Regions from separate parts of the Homo sapiens genome. Here region 1 is linked to region 2. The links are chromatin loops, found by intact Hi-C in ENCODE. Cell type or tissue: HepG2. All regions are shown on one strand. Links, peaks and the distances in the headings refer to the core of each region. The heading gives the core; the rest is flanking DNA.

The links. Peaks named below come from ENCODE experiments on the same cell type or tissue, not always from the same donor. Only the 100,000 strongest peaks of a DNase experiment are listed, where the experiment ranks them.
Region 1: it touches region 2 in a loop (17-fold over the local background); 3 of 110 quality-filtered maps call a loop at or near these places.

What each region holds. Positions count from the first base shown.
Region 1 is chr19:33,697,226-33,712,791 of GRCh38, reverse strand. The region is part of intron 3 of CHST8 (carbohydrate sulfotransferase 8); the gene reads right to left. Among named protein-coding and RNA genes, the nearest start is that of CHST8, 83 kb to the right of the region's middle. RefSeq lists an enhancer at 9,687-10,260. In HepG2, for the core only: a CTCF peak has its summit at 7,497; no DNase peak of the experiment used is centred there; H3K27me3 peaks cover 2,466 bases.
Region 2 is chr19:33,423,477-33,439,042 of GRCh38, reverse strand. The region is part of intron 9 of PEPD (peptidase D); the gene reads left to right. Among named protein-coding and RNA genes, the nearest start is that of CEBPG, 58 kb to the right of the region's middle. In HepG2, for the core only: a CTCF peak has its summit at 8,192 (motif pointing left); no DNase peak of the experiment used is centred there.

The DNA.
Region 1 (15,566 bases), core at 4,362-12,361, 270 kb before region 2:
GACTCGGGCAAGGAGTCTCCTCCTCAACTCACTTGGCTTGGGTCAGCCCCTACTCAGGATAGAGGGAGTGCTCCCACCCTTAGGCTCCTGTGAGACAGTCTGCCGCTGCAGTGCAAGGCCTAAAGTTAAGACCCTTAAAATTATGTGCTACCTTGACACCTGGAGCAAGTGTGGGCGGCTGCAAATGGACTAACGGCAAGTTCCTCTCCCCACTGTTCGCTTGGATAAGTCCCCCAGCCAAATGACCTACTTATCAAGGGACTAGGCACAGTGCCTGCTGATTCACAAGTAGCAGGTTTCACTCCCTGCCCGCCCATGGAATTATTCAAACAAACCCATGACATCCTCCCACAGCAACCAGGGGTCACCTCACCTTCTTGATACTACAAAGCCTGCCTCCCACAGCCCCCGCTTGTCCACCCTGTTTCCGAGTGCAACCCCTGCAATCCTCCTCCCCCAGGCTTGGGCATAATAACAAATAAACTGCTGTTGATCTCTTCTGTCCAGTGTTGAGTGCTGGCCATCCCCATAACCATGGATGGGAATCCCCCCTCACCAATCGGGTGAACGGGAAGTGATTAAACAGCCACCCAGCTCTAGGAGTGGGCTCTACTGGGAGGGGTCAGTGCAGAGGCCAGAAAATATACATCACAATTCCAGTGACTAGCCTTGTTTTAAATAAAGTCCAAAGTTGGTTTTTGTTTCTTTGTTTGTTTTACTATCCTTATTGTCTTCCCTAACAACATAAAGATCTTATAGACCTTTTCATTCCAATTACGGTTTCCTGTCTAAACTTCCACGTTGTCGCTGTCCTTACACACTGGCAAAATTAGTGTTTATTATTTTTAAAGTAAATATTGGCTGGGTGTGGTGGCTCACATCTGTAATCCCAGCACTTTGGGAGGCCAAGGCAGGCAGATCATTTGAGGTCAGGAGTTCGAGACCAGCCTGGCCAACATGGTGAAACCCCATCTCTACTAAAAAATACAAAAATTAGCTGGGTGTGGTGGCGTGCACCTATAATCCCAGGTACTCGGGAGGCTGAGGCACGATAATTGCTTGAACCTGGGAGATGGAGGTTGCAGTGAGCCAAGATCATGCCACTGCACTCCAGCCTGGGTGACAAAGATTCTGTCTCACCAAAAAAAGTAAATACTTATTTATACTTAACAATGTTCCTACAATTTATTTCCTTACTACTACTTCTTGTATCCATTCTTTCTGGTTGCATTTTCTTCTTACAGAAGTACAGAAGTATACAATAATTTATACTACACAATGACCATATGATTTATCATCAAATAAACCCACTTCTGAGAGTAAGGGGGCACTGATAATAATTACACCAGGCCACAGGTGTAAACTAGGATTGTCCCAACATACTCCACCAATGGCCAGAGGTTCTGATACCTTCTGAGGGCTCTATTTACAGAGCAGTTGCACTTCCAGCTCAGCACTGTGGTTGAGTCAGAGACCTCATCTCCTGTCTGTGTAGATATCAAGACCCCAGTCCTAGACTTAGGGCTTCTGAAAGAGCTGAGTGAGAAGCCTGGTAGCTTCTTTCCCAAAATGAAATGACGGAACAGGAAAAACAACAACCATCACCATTTAAAAAGTTTGGGCCAGGCATGGTGGCTCACACTGGTAATCCCAGCACTCTGAAAGGCCAAGGCAGGAAGATTGCTTGATATCAGGAGTTCAAGACCAGCCTAGATAATATAGTGAGATGCCTCTCTCAACAAAAAATAAAGAAATTAGCTGGACATGGTCATATATGCTTGTAGTTCCAGCTACTTGGGGGGCTGAGGGAGGATCGCCTGAGCTCAGGAGCTTGAGGCTGCAGTGAGCTATGATCATACCTCTGCACTCCAGTCTGGGTGACAGAGTGAGACCCTACCCCTTAAAAAAAAAAAAAAAAACTCCAGAAATTGACCAAAAGCATACAACATATCAAGAAGCGTTTATTCAAGAAAATCTACTGAACAGTGTGAGGTTATGGCATTGTAGCCTGGGGCTGCTTTCATCACCTTGCCCAGTTCCCTGGGGGCTTACATTCTACCAAGGGGAATCAGGCATGAACATTGATTGATTGGAAAATTCCATGCCCAAGAGTGTTGCTGAAAATAATTCAAAAATCTTAGCTAGCCCAAGGTTGTGATAAAATTGGTAGAACCAATAGATCAGCAGATCAGACAGAAATTTAATAAGAAGATCTGGAAATCAGACAATTAAAGTTGACTAAAGCTAACACAGTGCTTAGAGGAAAATTTATAGCAGTAATGTCTATATTAGAAAAGAAGAATCTCAAATCAATAGCCTAATCTTCCACCTTAAGAAATGAAAAAAGAAGAACAAACTAGATCTGAAGCAAACAAAAGAGAGGAAGTAACAAATAAAGCAAACAAAAGAGAGGAAAAAAGGACAAACTAAACCTGAAGCAAACTAAAGCAAGGAAATAATAAAATACAAAGCAGGAAAACAACAGACAAAAACAATGAAACTAAAAGTTGGTTCTTTGAAAAGATCAACAAAATTGACAAACCTTTAGCTAGACTTTGAAAGAAAACAGAGAGACAATACAAACTACTAACATCATGAATGAAAATGAGGACATCACTAGTGATTATAAGAGAATACTATGAACACTGTTATGCTAAACAAATGAGACAACTTGAATGAAATGAACAAAGCCCTAGAAAGACATGAACAAAGCCCTAGAAAGACATAAATTACTAGAGCTGACTCAAGAAGAAATAGAAAACCTGAATAGAACTATGGTGAAGACATTGAGCTAGAAATTTAAAATTTTAAAGTCTGGAGCCAGGTGTAGTGGCATGAACCTGTAGTCCCAGCTACTTAGGAGGCTGAGGCAGGAGGTTCTCTTGAGCCTAGGAGTTAGAGGCCAGCCTGGGCAACAATAGCAAAACTCCATCTTTAAAAAAAGTAATGTCTCACAAAGAAAAGTCTAGTCTCAGATATCTTCACTGATAAATTCTAATAAACATTTAAAAAGAAATAATGCCAATCCTCCCTAAACTATTCCAGAGAAATAGGGTAGGAGGAGGTAAAAATACTTCCCAATTCATTTTAAATCCTGTATTAATCTGATAGCAAAGCCAGATAAAGACATCACAAGAAAACTACAACTATCCCTCAAAAAAAAAAAATCCACAACAAAATTTGAGCAAACTTAATTCAGTAACATATAAAAAGGATTATACACCATGACCAAGTGAGATTTATCACAAGAATGTGAGGCTAATGTATCAATATAATACACCGTTTTGACAGAATAAAGGATGAAACAACATAAACATCTCAATAGATGTAGAACAAGTATTTGACAAAATCCAACACCTATTCATGGTTAAATTTTTTTTTCTAATAAACTAGTAATAGAAGACAATTTCCTGAAGGTCATAAAAGTCATTTGCAAAAATCCTAGAGCAACCATTATACTTATTGGTGAAAGATGGAATGTTTTTCCCCTAAGATCCGGAATAAAGCATGAATGTCTACTCTCACCACTTCAATTTCCTACCATACTAGAGGTTCTAGTCAGTTGAATCAGGCAGGAAAAAGAAATAAAAGGCATTCGAGCTGGAAATGACGATGTAAACATCTCATTATTTGCAGAGAGCATAATTCTGTATGTAGAAAATCTTAGGGAATTTACATAAACAATTAGAATTAACTAACAAATTACAGGTTCCAAGATAAATATACAAAAATCAATTGTATTTCTATATATTAGCAATGAATGATCCCAAAATTAAATTAGAAAAACAATTCCATTCACTGTAGCATCAAAAAGAGTAAAATACTTAGGAATAAATTTAACTAAAGAAAGATAAGACTTGTATACTGAAAGCTACAATATAATGGTAAGAAGAATTAAAGATGATTTAAACAAGTGGAGAGACATTCCACGTTCATGGATTGTAAGATTCAATATTGTTAAGAAGACAATTCTCTCAAGTTTATTATTACAGTCAATGCCATTCCTATCAAGTCACAGCAGGTGTTGTTCTTTTTGGCAGAAATTGATGAGCTGATCCTAAAATTTACATGGAAATGCAAAAGACTCAGAATACCCAAAATGGTTTTGAAAAAGAACAAAGCTGAAGGATTTACACTTCCTGATTTCACAACTTTTTATAAATCTATACTAATCAAGACACTGCACTATTGGCAAAAGAATAGACATACAGATCAATGAAATAAATTGAGATTCCAGAAATAAACTCTTAAATTTATGGTCAATTTATTTTTGACCAAGGTGCGAAGGCAATTCGATAGGGAACAGATAGTCTTCAGCACGTGCTGGGAACTGGGATAACTGGATATTCACATGCAAAGAGAAGAAGTCAGACCTCACACAATACACAAAACGTGGCTCAAAATGGACCGCAGACACAGATGTAACAGCCAAAACTTAAAAACTTAGAAGAAAACATAAGAGAAAATCTTTATGGCTAAGATTAGGAAAAAATTTCTTAGACGCAACACAAAAAGCATAATCCATCAACGAAAAACATGTTGAATTGCACTTTTTCAAATTTAGAAACTTTTCCACTCCAGAAGACACTATTAAGAAAATGAAAAGACAAGCCACAGATGGGATAAGTTATTTGCAAGTCAAATAATACTTATATCTAGAAAATAATTACAACACAATAAAAAGATAAATAAACCAATTTTTAAAATGGGCCAAGCCTTGAATAGATATTTCACTAAAGAATATATCCAAATGGCTAATAAGCACATGAAAATATGCTTAATAGTACTCATTAGAGAGATGCAAATTAAAACCACAATGAGACACCACTTCACACCCACTAGAATAGCTATAATTAAAAAGACAGATAATAACAAGTCTTGATGAGAATGTGGAGCAATTGGAACCTTCATACCCTGCTGGTGAGAATGTAAAATGGTACAGCAATTTTAGCCAACAGTTTGTCAGTATCCCTTAAATTTAACGTAAATTTACTATTACAACCTAGCCATTCTACTCCTAAATATTTACCCAAGAAAAATGAAAACATAGGTTTGCATAAAAACTTTCACATGAATGTTCATAGCAGCATTAGTCCTAATGGCCAAAAGTATCAACAATCCCGTATCCAGCAGCTGGTGAACAGATCAACCGCAATTCCATGTAATAGAATAATATTATTTGACAATAAAAAGAAACAAACTGATATGAGTAAATATCAAAAAATATGACTCTCAAAACCATCATGCAGAGTGAAAGAAACCAGATATGATAGACCACACAGTGTATGATTACATTGATATGAAATGTTTAGAAAGGGTAGCGCTATAGTGATAAAAAGGAGATTTGTAGTTGCCTGGGGCTGAGGGTGAAAATGGGGAGTGATTGAAGTGGGCACAAAAGATTTAGTGGCGGGGGCAATGGAATTATCCTAAAATTAGGTCAGGCTAGGTGGCTCATGCGTGTAATCCCAGCACTTTGGCAGGCCAAGGCAGGAGAATCACTTGAGGCAAGGAGTTCAAGACTAGCCTGGGCAACACAGCAAGACCCTGTCTCTACAGAAAAATTGGAAAGTTAGCCGGGCACAGTGGCATGTGCCTGTGGTCCCAGCTACTGGGGAGGCTGAGGTGGGAGGATCGCTTGAGCCCAGGAGTTTAAAGCTGCAGTGAACTCTGACCTGCACTTTAGTCTGGGAAACACAGCACCCTACCCCTGCAACACTGCTAAAATACCTGCTTGGGAGGAGTCAGGGTGGACCCCAGAAAGTCCCCATCACCTTACTCACTGTGAGGCCCCATTGGAGCAGGGATCTTTCAGTAAACGTCTCTAAAATAAGTGAGTGAAAGTGGAAAATTTCCCTGGCAGGAATAACACACCTCCTCCCGGCCTGTGGTCCTCCCACAATCATGGCCTGTCCTTTTCACTCCCCAGTGAAGGGACGAGGCCTGCACACATTTTGCAAGCTCTGTGTGTTGTACACGCTTGACGCGCACAGTTGATTTAAGCCCAGAAAATCCTTTAATTACTGCCGCTACTTCTGGCTGGGTTCTGGGAAGGAACTAATTCAAGCAGCGATCACTTGACCTGAAATATTATGAATGTAATTTCATTATTTGGTCTGTGCGGGTCGTGGGCAAGGGGTTACAATAATTGGCTTTGCTGAGTGCCTGCTGGAATGGCAATTTGTCACCCAATCCTGTGGCTGACAACCGACAGACAACTCACTCTGTGGGGCCCAAGTCATTTGCCCCTGCCTGCCCCATGACCTGGCAGGTGACATTGTCAGGGTACGCTCACAGCAGCCAGCCCAGACTTCAGGGTGAAGTGCTTTCCACATGAACCGTAAGGCATCTGTCCACCCATGGGTGTATAGTAATACTGAGGTGAGCACACATACTTGTACACAGCTAGGATTATGGGTGAGGGCCAGATGCACACACACATGCACACACATGGGCACCTGACTCTTCATCAGGACACACACACGTGTGCACAAGAACCAGAACATGTCTGCTGTGAGCAGGAATGAAGCACGCCCTGACAGTCTGAAGGGCAGTGCCGTGCAGCTCCCCAACCTCTAACCCAGGCTGGCCCTCCAATGCCATGCATCTCATAGTGTGGTGCTTGCTCCCAGCCCTGAGTGGTTGTCCGGTCACCAAGAAGACTTCAGACTTTTGGGATCTGAGGAACCGGGTTTTAGTTCAAGCACTGATACTTCCTGGCTGTGTGACCTTGGGCAAGTGACTTTGCCTCTCTGTGCTTCAGTTTTTTCATCTATAAAATAGAGACGGGTACAGCGAGGCTCTGGCATGAGGATATTGGTAAAGCATGTAAAACACAGTGCCTGGTACACAGTAGGCACTGAGTGCTCACACCATCATCATTGCCCATACCACACCCCTGGATGCCACCTCCTTGAATGCTCTCAGGACTCTTGGGTCCCTCTCCTAGTACTGGGGACATCGCTGTGACACAGAGGCAGCAGGGAAGGCGAATCTGCAGAGTCCCTTGCTGGGCCAGGCCAGGCCCCTCTCCAAAGGGACCCTTGCTGAGTGTGGCTGCCATGGTGCCCTAGGGGGGCAGAAAGGGAGCCAGGGTGGCCATGCCTGCCACACCCCATCACTGTGGGAAGCAGGCTGCCAAGTCAGAAATCCTCCTCCATTTACACCCACGGGCACCCACACCCGCATCTCCAGGTAGATACTGGAGAGAGTGCCCACTCGCAGGAAAGCTTTGCTTGAATTGATTCTTCCTTTGCTACAGCAACAGAAGCTTGTCAGTGGGTGCAAATATTTGCATGTGAGTAACTGTGCGTAAATGAAGGAGGTTTTAATTAGGTGCGCTCCCCAGAACCCCACTCTCTGGCCCTTGCCTTCCCTGTATCTCTGCTGACCAGTCACCTCCCCGACCCCTCAGGTCCCCTGCCTGACCTGAACAGTGAACAGGTATCTGGCAGGGCTCCCGGCTGCTGAACCAAACAATGCCACTGAGGGGCTCTGTGCAGCCACTGTTGGTCAGCGGAGCCCAGGAGATGCTCTGCTCATGGACCGCTTGGGGTCTGGCTTCATGGGGGTCCTATGGGGCTGGAAGTAATTCTTAGCATCCCCTTCCCACCAGGAGACCCACCTCCTCTGTGTCCTCCCAGGGGGTATAGGGAGAGCAGGCATGGAGCCAAATAGGGCCTAGGGGGCAGGTCTCAGCCCTACGGGGGTTTAGGGTATTGGAAAGATCTAGTCCTCCCAGCCCATCCAACCAACAGTAGGTGCCAAACATCACCTATTATCTAACGTTAAAAAACACATTCCAAATTAGAGCTGCCCCTTTAAAATCAGGAGAATCCACATAAATGTATGTTACCGATTCTTAGCTTTTTTTTTTTTTTTTTAAGACAGCATCTCACTCTGTCGCCCAAGCTGGAATGTAGTGCGTGATTTCAGCTCACTGCAACTTCCACCTCCTGGGTTCAAGCTATTCTCCTGCCTCGGCCTCCTAAATACCTGGGATTATAGGTGCCTGCCACCAACTCCGGCTAAATTTTGTAATTTTAGTAGAGATGGGGTTTCACCACGTTGGCCAGGCTAGTCTCGAACTCCTGACCTCAAGTGATCCGCCTGCTTCGGCCTCCCAAAGTGCTGGGATTACAGGTGTGAGCCACTGCACCTGGCCAGATTCTTAGCTTTTATAAAAAACAAAACAAAAACAAAAAGGATGACCTGGCCACCCTGGACTTACACTCCTGCACAGAGCTCTGGGCTGGAGTGGAGCATCGGTGGCCCCTGGCCCTGGGGCCTGTCTGTCCACTTCCCCCTCACCCCATCCCCTTTCCCCCATCCTGTGGTCTCCCGCTCCCTGTGGCTCTGTCAGGCCTACTGTCTGATGGATCCCAGTGACCCTGCACAGTTCCCATGGACATCTCCTCATTCCCCTCCCTCCAATGCAGACCCAGACCCTGAGGGCAAAGGTCAAATGCACTCATAAATGGCTGTAGCCTTTGGAGGAGGTGGGATGGGGTCTTGGGACTCCATCCAGGACTTGAGGAATGCCAGGAGCAGCCTTCCCATGGTGAAGCACCTTTGGACACAACCAGATGTAGTGAGGGGCTCACGGATCATCATCCCTGCAGTCCCGCCCTGGTGGAAAACCAAGACCAGGCACAGAGCTTGGTGGGGAGCTAGGATGGGGCCAGCCCACCCTCTCAGAAGTCTTCAGGCCTTTTGGGGAGGGCTGAAAAATGCCTCATCCAGGCCTGAGGGCAAGATGACAGGCAGCCCCCGACTTCCCTCTGGGACCCCAGACGCGAACATGAGAAGCCCCCAGGAGCTCCTCCACCCCCCACTAGGAGCCTGCGCTGTGCAGGGACTCCCCAGTGGCAGCTGTCAGAGGGCACAACTGAACCGATTTAAGCTCAGCTATTTTCCCCACATAAAATAAAATTTCAAAATGAGCGAATCTTCCACTGACTTCCACTATGATTCAAGTCAAAACTGCAGAGCCACAAATCCTGGAAAATAAGCTTCATAATGAAAACATCAGCAGGCATATAATGGTGAAGCTTTTTTGGCTTAAATGAGATCCGCCCAGAGGCTCCCAACTTCTGCAAATATTGTGAGAAGGAGAGGGGGATCTGCAGTGACCCTAAAGGCACCACAAATGGTGTCAACCTCAATGCAAGAGCGGGATAACCCCACCGGCAGGCAGTTGGAGCCCAGCAGAAGGTGCGTCTAGCCCCAGGGTGTGTGGGCCCGCGCCCGCCCCTACCGACCCACGCATTTGGCCTCCAGAACTGGACCTCCAGGCTTCTGTTGTCATAACTACCACCGTAACTTTTTCAGAGTTTTAAAAAACCAAGACCTACGCAGTGGCCATGGAGAAGGACAGCAATCGTAGCAACAGCCCTGTCCTTGGAGCGTGGGTGGACTCCTCACCACTTCCCTGCTGCCTGTGTTAGGAACAGGGGCTCGAGGACATCAGGAGGGTTGGCACACGGTGGGACCCCACCGGGCCCTTCTTCATGCTGGCAGTGGGTGTGCCCCGTTTCAACCCACTGGATGTCTCCAGGCCCTCCCCCTTGGCCCTGAGACTCCAGGCCAAGTGAGGCTGGGGGAAGGGGACAGAGCCGGGCAAAGGGCCCCCTACCTCGGGCCTCTTTGGAGCCTGGTGCCACTTGGGGAGTGGAGTCTCCCCTGCCCTCCACCTCTCCACGGCAGCTGCCCTGGGCTGTGCGGGAGGCTTGGCTCTGATGCCAGGTGACTCTCACTGAAGATGCTCAGGCAGTGAATGGGAACAGAGGTGGGGGAGGTGTAGGCACAGGAGGAGGGAAAAGAAGTCCAGCCATGTGGCATCCCTCCCCAGCCCCCAGCCTTCAGTCCTCCTTGGGCTCAATGCCTGGCCCTCGGAGCAGTCCCAGCACTCCAGACCCGAGGTAATCCTGAGGCATCTCATGCACAGATTGTGACCTCCGCTTCCTCCTCCCCCGGTCCCTCCAATGCATTCTGGGCCAGGCAGAGTGGGAACGGGGTCACTCCACACCTGAGACCTGCTCTGGGCCCTCTGGGCTGTGACTCACACGGCAGGTGAACAGAGCCAGATTCATCCCCCTCGGGGGTCCTCTGGGGAACAATTGGCCACTGTGGAGACGCAACCCAACACTGGGGCTACCTGGGGACGCAGGACAAGCATCGGAACCGCCTGCCCCTCCTGGACCCTGCCCAGGCCCCCACATAATGGGAGACCCAGTTTTCCAGTTGGACTGAAATTTCAGAAGGTGTCTTTGTTGTAGGTTTTATTAATTCAACCAATGGAAGAGCCTTGGGGCTTCGGTTTGGGGAGCTGACAGTTGCCACAATCTGCTGGGTGTTGGCAAGAAATGTCCTTTGAGAAAAATGGTAGAATAACATCAGAAAAGAAAAGAAATATCGAGGAGTTTGAGGTGGCAGAGAGCTATGATCATGCCACTGCACTGCAGCCTGGGTGACAGAGCAAGACCCCTTACCTTAAAACAAAACATAGGCCGGGTGTGGTGGCTCACGCCTATAATCCCAGCACTTTGGGATGCCAAGGCAGGTGGATTCCTGTGGTGGATCACCGAGGTCAGGAGTTTGAGACCAGCCTGGCCAACATGGTGAAACTCCGTCTTTACTAAAAATACAAAATAAACTGGGAGTGGTGGTGCATGCCTGTAATCCCACCTACTCGGGAGGCTGAGACAGGAGAATCGCTTGAACTTGGGAGGCGGAAGTTGCAGTGAGCTGAGATCCAGCCTGGGTGACACAGCGAGATTCCATCTCAAAAAACAAAAACAAACAAACAAACAAACATATAGACCATGACATTAACTAATAGCAAAAGGAAAGAAGGACAGAGAAGGGGGAGCACAGGCTTTGGAATCAGGCAGATCTGGGGTCAAATCCTGGCTGAGCCACGCAGGCTTCAGGACTTTGGGTAAATGAATGAATCTCCCTAAGTTTCAGTTGAGGATAAAGACGCCTGCCGAGGAGGGCGAGGGAAAATAGAATGAGTACCACGTGCCAGGCACCCAATAAACAATAACCCTGACTACATTTCATGCACATTGAAGCTTGATTACATTGTCTCATTTTATAAATTACCATCATACACGTGCGTTGGAGCTCTGCGGTTTTCAAAGCCACTTTTGTCCATGACTTCATTAGATCTCCTCTTCTATTTTTAGCATGTTACTGTAGTTCCTTTTAAAACATAAGTCTCACTCTTATTGGACATGATTGTCCCAATTTTCTATTCTGCTCTCCTTTTTAATTTCCCCGCCCCTAGGAACTTTTAGCATAACAATTCTGGGACCGTTTCTATTAATATCAATTTTCAGATTACAGCGATGTGATGTCTGTTTCCTAATTTAATTAGGTGATTCCTGTTATTACTTCCTACATGCTCATTATTTTTCATTTAGCATATTTTAATGTACCAAAGGAAAGTGAGGCTCTGGCTAGAGACCCCCAGGGTGTCTTCTGCAGGAAGAGGCGAATATTCACTCCAATTGCAGGGGGTGGAGGAACCCAGGAAATCGTGGCCACGTAGAAGACTGGGAAGACACAGGATGGCACTGCTAAGGGGAACGGCCTGGGCTCAGGTGAGAGAGGCTTGAACTGAGAAACTTTCACTGCAGAGACAGGGTCCACAGTGGGCTCCCCCTCCAAATCAGGGCCTCCCAGGGAGTGTGGCAGTGAAGGTCCTTCATGACCCCCACCCTCAAACAGCAGAATTCAATGATGGTCCCAAAGCTAGCACCGCCCAGACGCATCAAACCCACTAGGCTCGGGGTATCCAGACCTGAAGGTTCCATGTTCCGACCCTGCCTATTTCTGGCACTTGGGCAATCACCACGCAAGGAGCACTCCATGTCCATCCCTCCATCAGTACTGGTCTTTGCACAACTCCAGGGGACACCCTTCACACTGCAATCTATGTGAACCATACCCCAGAATTAGCATAAAGCACAGTGTGGGTGTGTCCCTGCTGGGTGCAAAGTAGCAACTGGGGCTTGGCTTTCTGTGCCCCTGGGCTCTGGCCACCCTCTCTGCCCCTCCCCACCTCCAATTGTGCATAATGATGGCTGGCCTGGCCTAGGAGGAACCCCCACGAAGACATTCTGGAGTTTATGAGAAAAAAGGAGGGCAGGACTTCCAGAGCCACGCTTGGAAGAAACACTGTGACAAGGACCCCACCCACAGCCCTGAGCGGAGAGCCTGGTGCATTAGGTGACAAGGAGAAGGCACTCCAGGAGTACTGAAAACCCAGTAGGTGGCTTTCCCTGGAGTGAAATTGTCTCTGCTGTGGCCCAGGAAAAGTGAGGCATGGGAGGGCGAGGTGGCCCTTGCCAGCCTTGGGCGCTGTTCAGGAAGAGAGTTTGAAGCTGCAGGTGCATTGTTTAGAAACACTGGGTTCTGAGAGTTCCAGCCCTGCTGATTTTGAGATAATGTATTGCCAGCTACTTAACAGGATGGATCACTGCAATTACATGTCACTTCTGATGTTCACAGTCACAACAAGGATGTGTCAGCCTCCCAAGGTTTGTAGGAAATATATATGATGTTCCGCAATGCCGTTAGAAAATGGTTTCAGGAAACAGACGCAAGAGGGTTCCAATAAAACCCACCTGCCCGGGGAAAGCAGCCGGCTCCATGGAAACTGGAGGGGCAGGTACCAGCCCAGGAAGGAGTCTGGGCTTAGACGCCCAGCTGCGCGAGGACCGGACTCTCTCTGAGAGGGCCAGTAGACATATTTCCCCTGCAGCCAACCTGGCCCAGCTGCTCAGAGAGAGCAGGTAGGGGTGGCCGCTGCACTTCTGTTGCCTCTATCACCCTCCTTTGGGTGAGCTGTTGAGAGCTTCTTAGCAGGCGCTCCTGTGGTCCTGGCCCACCCACGACATTTGTCCTGGCATTTGTCTCAGAGCTCCAGGGGGACACACTCAGAACATGACAGTCACTGTAGGAGCTGGACAGACCTTCTGACATTGCAGTTTGGTCCTCCGAACAGGCACAGGCAGGGCAGTGTGTCCCTGGTAACCCTGGGACGCAGAGTGAAGGCCACACTTTCTCCAATCAACACAGCGCTGCCTCCAGGACATCAAAACAAGAGCCCCGGCATCAGGCAGACCCGCGGGCATTGGACTTCTGGCTCTATTCATTTCTAGCTGTGAGATATTAGGCATGACGCATAGCAGCACGTGCTGCGGAGGGAGACCCCTGGCTCCACTGGAATCTCACCCAAGCCCGCTTCACTGCTTCCATTGGAGGTCAGCACCTCCTGTTCACTAGAGAGGACAAACAAGCAGCCCACAGTTCCCCTCTTCCAGGAAGTCCTCCTGGCTCCTTCAGCACTCACCTCTCAAGAAAGGTTTACAACCTGCCTTAAGTGTCCCCCAGGCGCCGCTGAGCCAGGGCCAGGTCTCCCCTCCACTGCCCCCAGATTGGGAACCCTGTAAGGAAGGGCCTGGATAACCTCCTTCCTTGACCCCCACAGATTGTGAGCTCCCGAGAGCAGAGCCCGAGCTTCCTCCTCCCGTGTCTCCATCTCCCTGTGCACCCCTCCCCTGCCTCGGTACAGCTAAGCGGCTGGGCTTGCAGGGCCTTCACACAGATGGGCATGTACAGATCTCTCCCTGTGGCTGGCAAGCCCAGGGACCCAGGCATGGAGGTCCCATCCCAGGACAATGTGAGGTTTGGGCTGAAAAGCATGAATCTCCATGCTGGCATCCAGCCCAACGGGGAGCAGGGACAGCTTCCAGGATACTGGTTTCCTGGCCTGGAAATGTGGAGTAGATGTAAGTCCAGAGCTGCCAGCCCCTCTCCCAGGGCAAGGCTCTCCCATAGCCCTCCCCACCCTGCATGGTGCCAGCGTCCAGGCCTGGGGTGTATGAGGGTAAAGGAGTGAGTGTGTCGACCTGTGAGTGGAAACGCAGGTGCAGAGGGGCGAGGGCATGGTGGGGGCTTCCTGCCTGTCTTGCCTGGTCCTTCATTCTGTGGGGCTGGACACCCCTCGGTGGAGGAGCTACAGGGAGACTCCACACACCCTGCCAAGCATCTCAGACACCATAAGCCCCAAATGGAACCTGTGATCTCTTGCCCCATTGCCCCGACCTCTCCCCATCTGGCACATCTGCCCCAGTGAATGGCACCCCCAACCTCCCTCCTCTAGAGCCAGAAACCCAAGTCCCCCTGAACCAAGACCACTGCCCTCCCCGCCCTCCTCACCTCCTTGTCCTCTCATTTGAAAGGTCTCCAACACTGCATGCGATATCCTTGGCTGCCCCCAATCTCCTTGCATTTGTTGCCTCTCCCTGTCTGCTCTCTGCCCACGGCCACACAACAGGCAGCCACCAGAATGAGCTTTCTTTCTTTCTTTCTTTCTTTCTTTTTTTTTTTTTTCTTTTTGAGATGGAGTCTCGCTTTGTCGCCCAGGCTGAAGTGCAGTGGCACGATCTCAGCTCACTGGATAAAGGATTGTAGTTGCCGTGATCTCAGCTCACTGGATAAAGGATTGTAGTTGGCGCGATCTCAGCTCACTGGATAAAGGATTGTAGTTCTTTTAAAAGAACTACAACCTCTGCCTTCTGAGTTCAAGCAATTCTCCTGCCTCAGTCTCCCAAGTAGCTGGGACTACAGGCCCATGCCATCACGCCCGGCTTATTTTTGTATTTTTAGTAGAGGCGGGGTTTTGCCATGTTGCCCAGGCTGGTCTCTAACTCCTGACCTCAGGTGATCCACCGCCTCAGCCTCCCAAAGTGTTGGAATTACAGGCATGAGCCACTGCGCCCAGCCCAGAATGAGCTTTCTGATGCACCACTCCCTACTCCGGGGTCCCCAGAGCTCCTTGTTGCCAGAGGCCAAGGCTGGATCCTCTACCACACTGCAAGGGCCTGCTGGGCCCAGGGCCGGCTGTGTCTTCAGCCAGGAGTCTAGATCCACAGGTCATGCTGCAGCCCCTAAATCACTTAAAGTTCTCCACGTGCCGCATTCTCTCAGGACTCCAATCCTTTATCCACACTGTTCTCTCTGCCCAGGCTCTGCTCCAGGTCCGGAACACAACAATACTGGGTACCCCAAGTGCTGGGCAGACAGTGTGGTACAGTGAACCACAGGCAGCCGCCCAGGCCACATCCTAGCTCTGAAGCCCAGAAGCTGCGTGGCCTTGGGTACGGTTCTTAGCCTCTCTTACCTCAATAGTCTCATTTTTCAAATGGTGTAATAATAATTCACTCATAGGGGTTTTAAAGTATTACATGAGGCCGGGCACAGTGGCTCAGACTATAATCTCAGCACTTTGGGAGCACGAGGCAGGTGGATCACTTGAGGCCAGGAGTTCGAGACCAGCCTGGGCAACATGGCGAAACCCCGTCTCTACCAAAAATACAAAAGTTAGACGGGTGTGAAGAGGGGGGTGCCTGTGGTCCCAGCTACTCAGGAGGCTGAGATGGGAGGATCACTGGAGCCCAGGAAGTCAAGGCTGCAGTGACCTGAGATCACACCACTGCACTGTAGCCTGGGTGACAGAGTGAGACTCTATCTCAAAAAATAAATAAATAAAAATA
Region 2 (15,566 bases), core at 3,626-11,625:
CTTGAGCATAGGCCCCTGTTTGACTAGAAGGCACGCCACCTGTCTCTTATGTCCCAGCACTTTGGGAGGCCAAGGCAGGTGGATCACTTGAGCTTAGGAGTTCGAGACCAACCTGGCCAACATGGCAAAACCCCATCTCTACTAAAAATACAAAAATTAACTGGGCATGGTGGTGCGTGCCTGTAATCCCAGCTACTCAGGAGGCTGAGGCAGGAGAATCTCTTGAATGAACCCGGGAGGCAGAGGTTGCAGTGAGCTGAGATCGTGCCACTGCACTCCAGCCTGGGCGACAGAATGAGACTCCGTCTCAAAAGGGCAGGAAGCACTCCTTTGTCCCAGGGTTGCCATTGGTTGGTACTGAGGTGTCACAGTTCAGCTCCGAGGAGGAGAAAGCTTGGGGAGAATATTTTCCTCCTGGACAGCTGCCCCTGCCAGGGTTGGGCTGTCGGCTTCCAGCAGAACCCTGCCCGCCCCCCATCACCTCAGGGCCACTCCAGTCCTGGGTAGTGGAAACACTCACCGTTGGCAAGACTGGGGGCATAGAGTGCCCTGACGTAGGTCTTGGCATCAGACCTCATAAGGCAAAGGGCAGGGGAGAGAGACCCTTGGACCTGCCTCTTCTCTTGATGTCCCGCAGTTGGCATTTTCTGGCAACCACAAGAGTCACCCTGGTCTGGCTCAGAGAAGAGATAGCCAGCTGTGTTGGTCTGGGGCCCCCTGCAGGGCAGGATTGTAAGATGGGCATTGTTTTCCCTGCAGAGTGGGCACAGCCTGTACCCTGGGAGAACTGTGGGGAGTCGTTCTGGGCCCAGCAAGCAGGTGGCTCTCTTCTCTCTGTGCCCAGCTGAGGGTCCATGCTAGAAACCCAGCACCCTGGGTCTGCCCTCTGAGATCCCAGCTGGGTTCCTGGACATCCCTGCAGCCTGTGTCTGGGCAGGGAGCCAGCTGGTGTGATTGGAGGGCTACTTCCAGGAGCCCAGGAGAATTGCCCGTGGCTCTCATGCACCGGCTCCTGTTTCACGGTTAGACATTTCACCACATTGTCCTTCCTGCATTGTTTTTTCTGTCCCTTTCTCTGGCTCTGCTGTGACTTCATTGTTGCTGAGGGGAGAGCCAGGGTGTCAGACTCCATGTGTTATTCAGAGTTTGGACCCTGCCTCTTCCAACAATGAGATTATGTGCCAGAAACTGGCGAGGGTTGAGAAAAATGGCCTGAACTGCACGGTCGGGGCGTGCCTTTGGAAATCACTGCCTGAGGCATTTCTGACACCACCGCCCCCCCAAGTCTCCTCCTAATGACACCACCTACTTACCTGTGGTGGGCAGTTTGGTTGGATTTATTCCAACGGGCTCTCTGCACTTAGCAGTTGAGAAAGATATTTGTCATCTTGCTATAAAACATCAAACGCATCATGATCTAAACGATTGTGACAGCAGAGAGTTCAACCACAGTCTAAAATTTTAGCATTATTTATGATGCTTAGAGGCTTGGTGCCTACAGTATCTTCTTAATCTAGTCTGATTCTGGAGTGCTGTCTCCCAGGCCTGCCCCCGTGTCTCCTCTGGCTGTTAATAACAGCTCCTCCAGGCGCCCTGTCTGCCGACACAAAATCCATCTGAACCCCTGCATCTCGTGTGGCTGTTGAAAATTGGCATTTCTTTATTGATGCAACTGGTTCCTGCCAAATACTTGGGGACAAATAAAAGTAGTTGAACTTCGAGACAAGCAGAGAACCATTTGTTCGTGGAATTGCCAGCCAATTGATGGAGGTAGTTAAACTATCGTTTAGAAGACTCTTGAAAGGAAAAAGTTGACTGTTTTGAGACACTAACATTCAGAGTAGTGTGCAGAGCCAGGCAACACAGCTTTTCCGAGGGCCGGAGCCCGGTGGTTGGGGGTGGTGTGTCTCTTCTTTAGGCTCCTGGGCCGTGTTCTCAGAGACCCCCACTTGTTTTGCTTCTCCCGTGGCCCCTGGAGCACTGGCTGCTCTGCCTGGTTGCTGCTCCTCTTCCGTGCCAGCTTCTCTGGATTTCCCACTTTTTCTTTCCTCCTCCTCCAGGAAGTCTTCCATCAAACCCTGTGGCTTCTGCCTCATCGGACTTTAACGCTCTTGTAGTTAAGCAAGATCTCCCTCCTCCCTGTGGACTAGGGGCCTGCCTTGCTAGTGCTGTGAGCGAGGCATCACATGGCTGGTGCTCGGACCCAATGAACCGGCCCCAGGGGCCTCTCTTCGCACCCAGAGAGCTAGGCATGCTGACTCTCTCCAACCAATTCCCTTCCTGGCCCTCCCGGAAGGCAGGGGTGGGCAGGCCAGTGACCCCAGAGCGCTGGCTCAGTTCTGGCTCAGTGCCCATGAGGTGATTGCTTTAGACCAGCAGCAAGTGTGGGAAGATGGAGGAGGTAATAACATTGATTTTCCCATAAAGGTGGAATTTGTGGTGAGAGGACCTTCCTGGCAGGACCTAAACATCTTCTTCTCCCAGCCCCTCTGCCCCTGCAGGGGAGTGGGGTGGGTCTCTCGAGTGCGGCCTGCCAGGCAGGAACTTGGCTCATAGCCCATGCAGCCATGCAGCCTTGCAGCCCAGGCAGGACTGGAGCCCTCAGACCAGGCCCATCATGATGAGGCAGAAGCACCCCTGTACTCGGCCATTGGGAGATGCTGAGGACGGCTCCCGCCTGCCTCTTAGGCAGGGCATGGGGCCTGCTGGGAAGGCTGCCTGGTGAGTACCCTCATTCCTTCTCTTCCTCCCATGCTTCTTTCTCTTCTCACTCCTCCTCTTCTTCCTGCTCGCCTCTCCTTCTCTCCCTCCTCTCCCTCTCCCTCTCCCTCTTCTCTTTCCTCTTCCTTCTCCTCTTCCTCCTCTTTCTCCCTCTCCTTCCTCTTCCTCCATCTTCCTTCTCCTCCCTTCTCCCTTCTTTTCTCCCCGCTCTCCTCCTCCCACTCCTCTGCTTCTTTCTCCTCTGCTCTTCTAGGCCAAAAGCAGTGCCCTGAAACCAAGATGGGGGCAGAGATGTCAGAGGGAGCCCTGGGCTGCGCTAACCTCAGACCCATATTCTCCTCCAGCAGCTGCCCACACCCTTCCCTGCTCACCGCTTCTTGGAGGCCAGTATGCCTCTCCCATGCCCCCACCTTCCACCAGTGTTTACAGCCCTGGGAAGGCCGAGGACCTGCTGAGAGCCTGGAGGGCACCCCCTGGCCTCAGACTCACCTGAGCATCCCAGTGACCAATCCAGGGACGCCATGGGAGCGTGGGTTGGGCTGCACGGCCTCTGCCCATGGCCCTGGGAGGTTCTGACACCCAGTCCTGTCGTGATTGAGAACTAACGGCCATACGAGCATCAGCAGATTCTCACACAGTGCCCAGAGGACAACAGCCAAAGCGTGGCTGTCACTCCCACTTTACAAGCGCAGCACCTGAGGCCAGAGAGGCGTGCTGCAGGGCCCAGGGACCCCAGCACCAGGGCAGGCCCTGCTGGGACCGAACGAGGGGGGTTGGTTCTGGAGGGGCTGTTGTCCCCAGCCAGACCTGCCCCAGTTGTCCTTCGTCTGGGCTCGGCGCCCCTCACCTCCTGGCACCTGTCCCTGCCGAGGGGCCCGGGCAGCCGGAAGTGACAGGGAGGCAGCTGATGAGTCACTCTCTGGGGCCTCAGCCGGGCCTCCAGCTTCTGTTTTCCATCATGTTAATTACATTTATTATTCATCAACTGCTAAAACTGGCTCTGGGTCCTCCATTTTCCAAGCCCTCAGGTTGCGTCCCAGCTGAGGCTCCCTGTGGCTTTGAGTCGGGATCAGACGCCGGCCCAGCCGAGGGGCCTTTGGGTTTGGAAATGAAAACAAAGGATCCCATCCTGGTGGCTTTCGGGCAGCCGCGGGTGGCCAGGCCTTTGCTCTCCTCTGCCTGGAGATGCCGGATGGATGAGGGAGCTACCGTCTCAGCCACCTCATTTGGCCTCCCCAGCGCCCAAGGTTCTCTGCCTCTTCCATCCCTCGTCTTCCTCTGGCATCGCATTCCGGCTCACACTTTGATCTTTCCCGAGTCCCTGGGCATGGAGGCTGCTGTCTACCCAGCTGCCTTCCCTCCAGGCCGTCCTCAGGGGTTTGTACCTGCCCCCTCCACCCCACCACCCCCCAACCTTAACACCTGAGTGCCCTGTCTCAGTCCTTCACTCCCAGAACAGGGAGGGTCAGGGACCGAGGAGGGCTGGACCGTATGTGTGATGTGCCAGGCTTCTGCTGCTCCACCTGGCTGGGTTCTGGCCCCGTTCCCAAGGCCCAGTGACCACCCAAAGGGCGTGACCTTTCCCAGCTGATTTGGACACCCTGGGTGGCAGCTTTCTCCCCACCCAGTAAATGGGGTTGGGTTTTACTGCCCTTTCCTCATTCACGATAAACTTTCCATTTCTGTGAAGTTCACCCCCGAGACCAAGGGAGGCCAGATGCGCCCTCGTCCTGCGGGGAATCCTGACATTAGGAGAACCCCATTCCCGCCTGCCCTGCCAGGGATGGTGCAGTGGAGGAATGCCCAGTAGCCCCTGGGCCTACTGAGGTGCCCCGATGCCTCCAGCCTAGGCCCACAAAGTGATGAGCTTCAAAGTTTCTTCTCTGCCAGGGGGGATAAAAAAGCAGAAAACAGAGATGCTAGAACCATCGCCGTTACACAGCTGGCAGCGTCCACACAAAACCAAGCATTCCATGCCTGGCGCCCCACACTCCCCCTTTGCCTGCCCCATGTGCACCGGAGACACATGAGGTGGGGGAGGAGTCTAGAGCTGGGGAGATGCCAAGCCTGTGTATGGCGGGTGGGTAAACTGTGGGTGTCCATACAGGGAGAACTGTCGGGCAGTGAAAACGAGCAGATTGTTGCCACAGTCAGGGACACGAACAGCGCTGAAAGTGATGTCTAGCAAAAGAAGCCAGGCTCAGAAAGGCACGTACCATCCCACTGACATAAAGTTCCCAGCAAGCAAAACTGGTGACAGAGGAGGAGAGGGGAAGAGAAGGGGTGGTGAGCGAACCCTCTAGGAGACAAGAAATGTCCTGGGGTCTTCACCCACGGGGCACGTTTGTGAGATGTCATCAATCTGGGTATTTAAGATGGGTGTGGTTTACTGGCATATATTTTGATAAATAGGCTTGCACACACACACCAAAATGGCCAAGCATTGCTCCTGCGGCCAGACTCCGGGCAGAAACGCTGTGCATCTCTTGACCTGAGTGGTCCTCCTAACTTGCAGATTTACAGACATCTCCAGAGCTACAGACCGACACGGTAAAATGACCATTTGTGCACTTGCAGAATTATTCGGTTGGCCGATGACAGAAAGAAAATGAAAAGTTAAATGCAATTTAAGGAAGTATCGCCTGGGCTCTCTGTTCAGGCCAGGACCTGAATATCGAGTCTATTAGAAGCAATTATAAAAGGGACAGCGCTTCTTAATGTTTCTCATTTGACAAGAAGGTTTTTAAATATGGGGCATTAGTTAATAAAAAGACCCCAGGAGCCCATTGTAATATATTACCTAATTCCTAACAGTTCATAGCCACTGAAATAGGTAAAAAAGGGGATGTAAAATTAATATATGGTTATTATTAAAATTGCCTTATAAATTAGTTAAGTCCCCTGGAGGTACAGAGTGGGCATCATTATTCCAAGAGTGTCTCAAGGGCTTTGGTGTACCTTGTGTGTTTGTGGAGTGGGCGTGCCCCCTTGGCAGGGAGAAGAGAGCTCTGGCTCTGCAGTTTAAGGAGAAAACAGCAGCTCACACTGAAAGAGAGGAGAGCCAGCCATCAGACTGCAGACATTTTATAAAGAAACCTCTTCCTTAGTGAAGTTGCTGGGGAGGCTGGCACTTTGAGGCATCACCCAGCATGTTCTGTGCCCGAGACCAGTAAGGCCCTGATTGACATGGATTGCAGTTGATTAGGGACAACATGCAAATGGGTGTGTAGCTCCTGGGGCCCTGGGGACCACTGGCTTGTTCAGGAATGGAGGGATAGAAACAATTCCCTTAAAGTGTTTTCACTCAAGGGAACCCAGCTGCAGGCAGCATGGCAGTGAGGGAGCCTGTCGCTCCAGGCCAGCCACACCCGCTAGCTGCTATAGCCGAGGAGGCCGAGGTGCCTCTGGAAGGCGTGTGCATGTGACCCAGGCCATGTCACTGCCACCATCTCCATCCAGGCTGTGGGTACTGGGAGCCCGGAAGCGCCAAAGCTTCCAACTTTGCCATGCGCTTGTGCCTTTAATTGGGGGATTTCAAAGCTGTGAGTGGAAATCCATTCAGATCTGAGCTGTTTGCTGAATCCGAGATTTCTGTCCAGGGGGATTTGGCGAACGTAATGTTTTATGCATTCTAGGTGATTTGCCCATACCTGCTGGATCTGTTCATGGCAGCAGGCTCGTTTCCAAGGAACAGCACAGTCCTCCTGGACAAAGAGGCTTCCTCCTGCTCCCAGGGGAGAGAGCTATCATGTTTTTTTCCAGTGAGAGCACCAGAGGGAAATTTGCTTTTTCAATCGGCTCTTCAGAGCTGCGGGTTCTGCCCCATCCTGTCTGCAGTGGAAACCTGAGCTGTCGGTGTTCCCCTGGGGTGGGGTGGGCTCCTTTTGCTTGGGTGGGTGGTCCCCAGGGTGGGGTGCCCCGTGTGGGGAGTGTTTAGCCAGAGGAGACAAGCAAGGCTGTTTTCCAACCAGTCTCTGACTTCTCTAGCTCCCTGTGCAAAAGGGATACCTCCGTGTGCAGACAGAGGTTTTGCCAAAGAATCTGATTCCAGAGAAGAAGGCTAAGTGGGCTCCTGAAGCAGGACTTGGCAGGCCTTCTAGGGGCTTGGATTCTCCAGGCTGCATACCAGAGAGCCTTGCCGACAGAGCTTGCTTCCAAACCTGCCGGTGCAGTGGAGCAGCTCAGGAGCTCTGGGTGGAGGAAGGGATAGGGCTGCACTTTCTTCCCAGAGTGGCCCTTACCTGGGAAGACTTCTTAGCTTCAGCCTATGACTCTTAGACTCGTAATGGTCACTCTGGGTTTAATCTTCCCTTTTTTTTTTTTTTTTTTGAGGTGGTGTCTTGCTCTGTTACCCAGGCTGGAGTGCAGTGTCGCCATCTCAGCTCACTGCAGCCTCCGCCTCCCAGGTTCAAGCGATTCTCCTGCCTCAGCCTCCCGAGAAGCTGGAATTACAGGCATTTGCCACCACACCTGCCTAATTTTTGTATTTTTAGTAGAGACAGGGTTTTGCCATACTGGCCAGGCTGGTCTTGAACTCCTGACCTCAGGTGATCCACCTGCCTCAGCCTCCTAAAGTGCTGGGATTACAGGCTTGAGCCACCACGACCTGCCTAATCTTCCCATTTTGATCATGAGGCCAGGAAGCAGGAAAGAGTGGTCCCTCCACTAGCATTTGCTACCCATCTTCAGGCAGAGGTGCTGCCAGATGGGTGTTAATTGGGAGGGGAGTGTCTCCGAGGATGTCCTTCCCAGGAAGAATTTTTCCCCCTGTGGCAAAAAGGAGAGGTAGAAAGTGGGAGATAATGAAGGAAACATCGAGAGTGGAATTTCAGATGCTTTGTCTTGGGCGGAATGAAGAGAGGAAATCTTTGCTTTGTTTTCTGTCTCCTCTTGGGGAAATTTCCCACATGAGTTTTGGGATGATGAAGATGGGCCCCCAGCCCTGGCCTCCGGCGGGGACCTGGACATTCAGATTTTGGGTGATTTCAACCCATGGTAGAGTTTCCTGATAGAGTCAGGGAGGAATTGGGCTTGAATTGCTTTTCTTTCTTTTCGTCCCTCTCTTCCTTCCTTCGGGAAGGAATTGGGCTTGAATTGCCCTCCTTCCCTCCCTCCCTCTCTCCCTCCCTCCCTCCCTCCCTTCCTTCCTTCCTTCCTTCTTTCCTTCCTTCCTCTCTCCCTTTCTCTGTTCCTCTCTCCCTTCCTCCCTTCCTTCATAGGATCTTGCTCTGTTGCCCAGGCTGGGGTGCAGTGGTGCGATCATAGCTCACTGCCTCGACCTCCTGGGCTCAAGCAGTCCTCCTGCCTCAGCCTCCCAAAGTGCTGAGCCACAGCACCTGGCTGGATTGCTTATTTTTTACTTTGTCCACAACAATGGTATCAAAACAGAGATACACTGTGGTTCCTTCAGCCAGGCTGAAGGTTTTTCAAGGAGCTCTGTGTGCGTGGCAGACGGCGTGCACTTGCGACCTCTGGTGGCAGCTTCCCAGTGTCGTCCTCGGTGGCAGCTGTGCTTGGGGAGTGTGCGCTGTGTCCACTGGGCAGAACACATCAGGACAAGAAGCCCCCTGGGGCCAGTGGGGCGAGGCTGGGGCGAGGGGAGCAGGTCTTTGACAGGTAGCTTTTATTTCTTCCCAAAAGTGTTTTCAAAATGAAAATAGCTTTACTCTGATAAAAAGATACATATGCCAGTAGGAAATCCAGTCAGTACAGAACATTATAAACAAGATAGGAAAAAAACCCTTTGATGCAGAGGCACACAAAACCTTATTGCTGTAGCAAACAGGCTTCCGGTCTCTCTGGGGCACAGACAGACGGGCTTTGATCTGCTGGGCTCACACTGGGCAGAGTTTTTGCAGCAGAAGTCTCTTCCTGGCAGTGAACTGGGGCACACTGGGGCTGCATCATAATCCACTTACCCAGACTGCCCCCGGAAGCCAGGTGGTTCCCAGTGTGAACGACACTTCGACCGTCAACCCTACCTCGCCGTCTCTCGGGTGTCAAACTGACCGTGTCCTTGGGGTAAACTCCTGCAAATGGAATTGCTGGAAAAATGTTGATGCCCAAAGCCCAGTGCCATCTAGAAAAGTTGTTCTCCCTTCACGGCTGGGGCTGGGTTAGTGTCTGGTGAGCAGATACCATGTCCTTCCCGGGGATGTTCTCATTTAATCCCGTGAGGGGGAGCGGAGAGGAGTGTGGCATCCTCTCTGCATTATAGAGACCCCACAGTAGACAGATGGGTCTTAGAGGAGCCAGGTGGCCTCTCTCCAGAAGCCATGTTCTCAGCCAGCGTGCAGGACACCCCTCCTCCCAAACCATGAGTGCCGGTGTGCCCACCCAGGCCTCAAGATTAATTGTGTTATTTCCATTATTCACCTTTATCATTCTGATTAGGGAAAAGTAATACCCCGTCTTTATTTTTGCTGATTTGATTACTGACGAGCTTAAACTTCTCTTGTAAGTATTTCTTGGGCATTTATCTTTGTGGGTTTTCAGTCCTTTGCCCATTTGCAATCGGGACATTTGTGGGTGACTTATTGCTCTGTAATTGGGCTCTTTGTACTATTGTTCTGTGTGTTGGAAATATTTTTCCCAATTTGATGTACAGAAATTGTAAATATCAGTTGTCATGTTGGTCCTTTCCTGTATAGTTTATGCCTTTGCGAAATTGCTTTTTCTACTACCTCAATATAATCCAGTTATCAGCATGTTTTTTCTATCTTTATAGTCTGATGACTTTCTTTTAAATAACAGTTTTTGCATAATTATGAAATATTTCAAACACTGCTGTGTATAGTTTAATAGATATCTGTGTATCCACATGGTTTCGTCTTTTATATTTAATACGTTAATTGAGCTAAACTGCATTTAAGAATAATATATAAACAAGGATTCTGGCTTTTCTGCCCCCGCGTAATTACTAAGTGACCTGTTGTCTTTGGAGTAATGTCTTTGCCCCCCATTGTAAAATTCCATTTTTGCTGTATTCTAAATTCCCAGGTGTATTAGTCAGTATAGGGTAGCCTTTGGGGTGGTAACAACAGAAACCCAGATCTCGGTGGCTTAGCACGGTAAAGGCTCATTTCTTGCTCATGCTGCCATCTGTGGCTGGCCCAGTGGCTCTCCTCCAGCAGGGATGCAGGGCTGCTTCCACTGCCCAACTCTGCCCCCTCTGAGAAGGAAGAGAGAGAACATGAAGAATTCACACCCACTCTTAAAAGCCATGGCCTGGAAGCAGCACATGTCATTTCATATTCCTCTTGGGATGAGAGTCAGTCCTATGGTCCCAGCCTAGCTGCAGGGAGGCTAAGATATGTGCCCAGAAAGAGGAAGCAGAGTGAACACAGGGCTAGATCTCCACTCGGGGCTGCCTGGGCAGACAGGGTTTCGGCTGCCTGTGGATGTGTGCGTATATGCATATGTGCATGTATGTGTGAATGTTCTTTGGATTGTTGGGCATGTTCAGGCCTGCTGTTCCTGCCATCCGTTACCCTTTCTTCACATGTTTACTGAGGACCTACTGTGTGCTCATCACTGTGGCCAGCCTTGGGTATGGGTGACATGGGCCTGCCTCTAGGAGTGCCCTTCAAGACTGGGAGGGAACGGGAGGGTGCCAGGCTGAAAGTTCTGCAGTGTAGAAGTGTGGGGAGGGACTTGCCTACAGAGGGCTTTTGGTGGTGAGAGGTGGGAGAAGCCCCTTGGGGAACCCAGGGAGATTTCTGGAGAGGGGCGTCAGCCTGGCCCACGGTGGTTTTGGATGGTAACTGGCGGTGAGCAGGAGGTGGAGCGTGGACATCCTCCCAGCTCCTGAAGGGCAGCAGCTGCCAGGAGTCCACTGAGACCCCTCTAGCCATGACCTCCTGGTGGGAAGGTGGGCCAGGAGGGGACCTGTTAAAGACTGGCAGGTGGTTGAGGGTCAGTGTGGAAGGTGTCCGATAGAAGGTGCTAGAAGTGGGTGGGCTTGGGATAGGTGTTGCTGTGGGTCCTGGAAGAGGGAGCTCGGGGTATGCTGGACAGGTGTGTGATGCCTGGGCTCCCTGCGGGGACCCAGCAAAGCACATCAGGAAACCCGGCATCCACGGGCGTGACTCCCTCTTCTGCATCCTCCAAGCCCTCCTTGGCACTGTGCGAATTTTCTAAATTTCAGTGGGTGGCGCTGGCGAGATGCTTCAGAGTGTGTGCAGGCTGGCGAGTAAAGTCAAGGAACTTCCTGGCTCCTGGCTATGCAGGAGGGGGGCCCAGACCCTCATCACATAACGACCACTTCTGTCTTCAAGCGTGTCTCTTACAAGGTGGGGGCCAGGAGAGTGCTGCCCAGAGCCAGTGCTTTGCCATGATCAGATTGCCGCCTGCCAGGACGGGGGTATGGGTTGCCTACAGGCACCGTCACTGCTGCACGGATCTCCGGGAGCAGGCTTCACACACACAATTCCTGCTAGCAATCTACTGGCTTTGGGGAGTAGTGTTGGTGTCATAAAGAAAGGATATTTAACTTTGCATCGATAGGCAAAGAATAATTAAGATATAATTAAAAGCACAAATTCTTCTAATTATTGGCTTCGTATAATGTATATTTAAAAACAAGATCTGTTAAGGCTTCCTTTTGAATATATCCAGAAGCCAAAAGAGGGTAGCATTTTAATTAAAAATGGATTATTTAAAAACCAGTTTAATCATCCTGTCATCCAAAGACTTAGACTTTATTAATTAGCTATTGATAAATAGGTTTAAGCTACCCCAAAGTTGAATTTGCAAGAGTTATTCCTGGCATCCTCCGATTGGAGGATTTTTTGGAACTTGCCCTGTGTCTCTGGGATGTCAGCAGCAAAGGTTTAGGACATGTGAGTTGGTTCTTAAATCGCCCCTCCCATCCTCTGTGGAGCCAAAGTGGACATCCTGCTGCAGGTGGGGACCGATGGGGGGCTCCTGGGGCTGTCCCACTTCCCCCATCTCCTACCTCTGTGCTCTGTGGCACGAGAGGGTGCTGAGGACCTGGATGGTGGCATCCGCACTGAGAGGTCCCCGATGGGGCACAGGTGCAGAACATGCTAGAGATGCCATGAGCCACGACAGCCTCCGCCTCCCCAGCTCCATGCTTGGAGTGCATCCCTGGCCAAGGCACTCCTCTTCTCAAGGCTGCTCTCTGTAGGGGCGGCGTGACTGCCACCCCCATTCATCATCTTAAGTAGATAAAGACTTTCAAAGTGATAAATAGCGTTCCTGTTGTTCCTTCAGCCAAGTGTGACTAAAATAACGTTTGGAGTCGTGAGTGAGGATGGAAAGGCTCATTAGAAGAGGGGTTGTCGGCAGTTCACGCCTAACAGCCGGTTCGCTGCCATAAAACACAGCCGCACGCGGTGGAGGGGCCCTGCCCACCTAGGGCCTGTCCAGGCTGGCCCTGACAGATGGTGTCTGGGCCTCCCTCCATGGCACATTTCGCTGCGTCCTGGGCCTTGTGGTTCCTGGATGCTTGGAAGAACCTTCTCAGAGAGGAGACGTCTTTCACAGGCATCTGTGGTCCTCGCTTCCTGCAGGTGCTGGGGATCTGGGGCTGCAGTGACCCAGCTCCTCCTGTTTCCTCAGTGACCCAGCTCCTCCTGGTTCCCTCCAGCCTAATGGGGTAGCCAAGGCCACCTGCTGCGCAGTGACCACTGGCTTGGCGCTGCCTCCCGGGTGACCAGGTCCCTGTATCCAGTGTCCTGTGCTCACAGTACCGAGAGTGGCTGTGAGTCCATGTGGACAGACTGCTTCTCCTCTCTTCTCCAGAGCCCTCAGCAGAGGACGATAGGGAGGGAACTGGGTACTAGACCCTCAGGATGAACTGAGTGAGTTGCAGGGGCTGCCCAGAGCTGGGCCCAGGTGCGACAGTGCTTTAGAAAGACATTGATAGGAAACAGCACTTTCCAGAGAAAGTTAGATCTGAAACGACACATTTGTGAAGTATTTTCAGATTGTAAGGCTGAAAAAGCAATTTGATGTTTAGAAATAAAGTAGTGCTGGACTCTTTCAAGACAAAACAGAAAAATGCCCTAGAGGGAATCCAAAGCAAAGCACTTGCTTTTTCTAGAAGGGGTGACTTGGGGATTCTGTCCTCACTCTACAAGGTGGGATCTGGGTGACTCCCACTGTTGCCCAGGCTGGAGTGCAGTGACATGAGACCTGAGATCCTCTGCCAAACATGTGTTCCCTAAATATTGAACCTGGGCCTGGCACAGTGGCTCACACCTGTAATCCCAGCATTTTGGGAGGCCGAGGTGGGAGGATCACTTGAGGCCAGGAGTTCGAGAGCAGCCTGGGCAACATAGCAAGATGCTGTCTCTACAAATATAAAATAAAATAAAATAAATTAGCCAGGTGTGGTTGTGCACACCAGTAGTCCTAGCTACTCAGGAGGCTGAGGCAGGAGGATTGCTTGAGCCCAGGAGTTTGAGGCTGCCATCTGGGGACTTGGGGAGCTTCTGAACCAAAGGCCTTGCCCAAGAACGAAAAACCAGGCTTTTCCTCAAAGAAGCCTTAAGGCGGGATCTCCCAGAGTTAGTCATTCCATGAGACACCCTGGCAGTTTTGGTCAAGTTCTTGTCTCACCTCTACTATTATCTGCTTAATCGTTTTCTTTCAATTGACTCATTTTTTTTCCTTTAAATATATGTTTTAAGATGCTTTTTATCCTCGTCATGAATGAAACCCAATCTAATTTGCCATTAACAGACATTAGCGCTTCAAGATAAATACCTAGTGCATGAAGGAAATATGCTAGTGGGGTACTACATAATGTCATCCCGTGGACTCGTATTGTGCTTTGGGAAATGTGAACTTAAAAGCAGCCCCTTCCCTCCCCTTGCCCCTGCTCGCCCCTCCAGAAAGCTCCCTGCATACCTGGCTTGCTTCCCCCACACCTTCCTGGGGAGGATGGAGACAGGGTGCCAGCGTTCCTTAGAGGGACAATGTGGCCTCTGGGTTGTGTTGAACTAGGATCATCTGCCACTCTGGCAAGCCTTTTTGTTTGTTTGTTTGTTTGTTTGTTTTGAGACTGAATCTCACTCTGTCGCCCAGGCTGGAGTGCAGTGGCGCATTACAGATGTGTGCCACCACGACTGGCTAATTTTTATATTTTGAGTAGAGACAGGGTTTCACTATGTTGGTCATGCTGGCCTTGAACTCCTGACCTCAAGTGATCCACCCGCCTCGGCCTCCCAAAGTGCTGGGATTACAGGTGTGAGCCACTGCACCTGGCCTCTGGCAATTCTTTTTGTTTCCTGGTCATGTGGTTTGAGCCTCTCTGGATGTATCTGAGGGTAACCTGGTTTTTATTGTTGTTGTTGTTTGTTTTTTTGTTTTTTTAAAGAGCTGGGGTCTGATATGGTTTGGCTGTGTGGATATTGAATCATGGGGGTGCTTTCCCCCATACTGTTCTCATGGTAGTAAATAAGTCTTATGAGATCTGATGGTTTTATAAGGGGAAACCCCTTCCACTGGTTCGCATTTTCTCTCTTCCCTGCCACCATGTAAGATGTGACTTGCTCCTTCTTGTCTTCCACCATGATTGTGAGGCCTCCCAAGCCACATGGAACTGTGAGTCCATTAAACCTCTTTTCCTTTATAATTACTCAGTCTCGGGTATGTCTTCATCAGCAGCTTGAAAATGGACGAATACCGGGTCTCACTAGATTGTCCAGGCTGGGCTTAAACTCCTGGACTCCAGCGATCCTCCCGCCTCATCCTCCTGAGTACACCATCACACATGCACCACCACACTGGCCTTCTGGTCCTTTTTAAAAGGGGGAGTTTTTGTTCTAGGGCCAAGAAAGGTGTCATCTCTACAGTCAGCATGGATTAGTGAGATTGGGTCAGACGCGAACAGGTGTGGATCCCAGAATAAGTCAGAGAACAGTTGGCCAATGGTGCTTGTGTTTACACAGCTCTTCCCAGGCCTTCCAAAGCCGGAGCTCCCTCGCTGGCTCAAGGTGCCAAACACAGGTCTAGAGTCACAGATTGCGAATTTCCCTCAAGGCGGGTACTGCGAGCTTTGAATTTCTTTCGGTTCTGTGTTGTCAGCCTCCCAGGCACCAGTCAAGTTCTGCCTCTGGTGTCCTGTCCTTCTTCCTGGGAATCAGTAGAGAAGGTACTTACTGGAGGGGGTCACTACAGGGCCAGCTGCTTGGGGAGGGGGTGGACTTGCCCTGAAAGCCCCAGTGAGGGCAGTGGGAAGTCCCAGCACAGGAGCAGGTGACAGGCGCAGCCCCCAACCACCCTTATTATGTAAAGGATTTATCTTTCAACAAGATGGTGCTCCAAGCCAGCGCACAAGGGGCAGTTAGTGAAAGCAAAGAAAATAATCAAATGGCATTCTGCCTCATGACCTACATCACAATAAATTCTAGGTTCATTGATTAAGTAAATGTGCAAACAGGAAGCCCACAAAAGATGATAGAGTTTATATAATCATAGGGGTAGGGAACGACTTCTTAAAGGAAGAAGCCATAAAGAAAAAAATGTAACAGATCTAGCCAATAAAAATGTAAATTATCTGTCCAGAAATGCCATAAAGAAAATTAAGGAGCAAAGGGGAAACTTGTTACATAAATGATAGTCAGATCCACTGCCTGTGTTCTTCCTGTATAAATCCCTTAAGGATCAATAAGAAAATGATGAACATTCGCAGTTTTTAAAAAAGGAACAAGCCATTCAGAAAGGAAGAAATGTGAGGAAGTAGACATATAAGCATATTAAAATTTGTCAGTTCATCAGTGAAACAGTGAAATACTTTTGTGTTTTACCCACCAGGTTCCCATTCCTGTGGGCAGACGAGCCTTGCAGTGTGCTGCTCAGGACCCCAAAATCCTTAT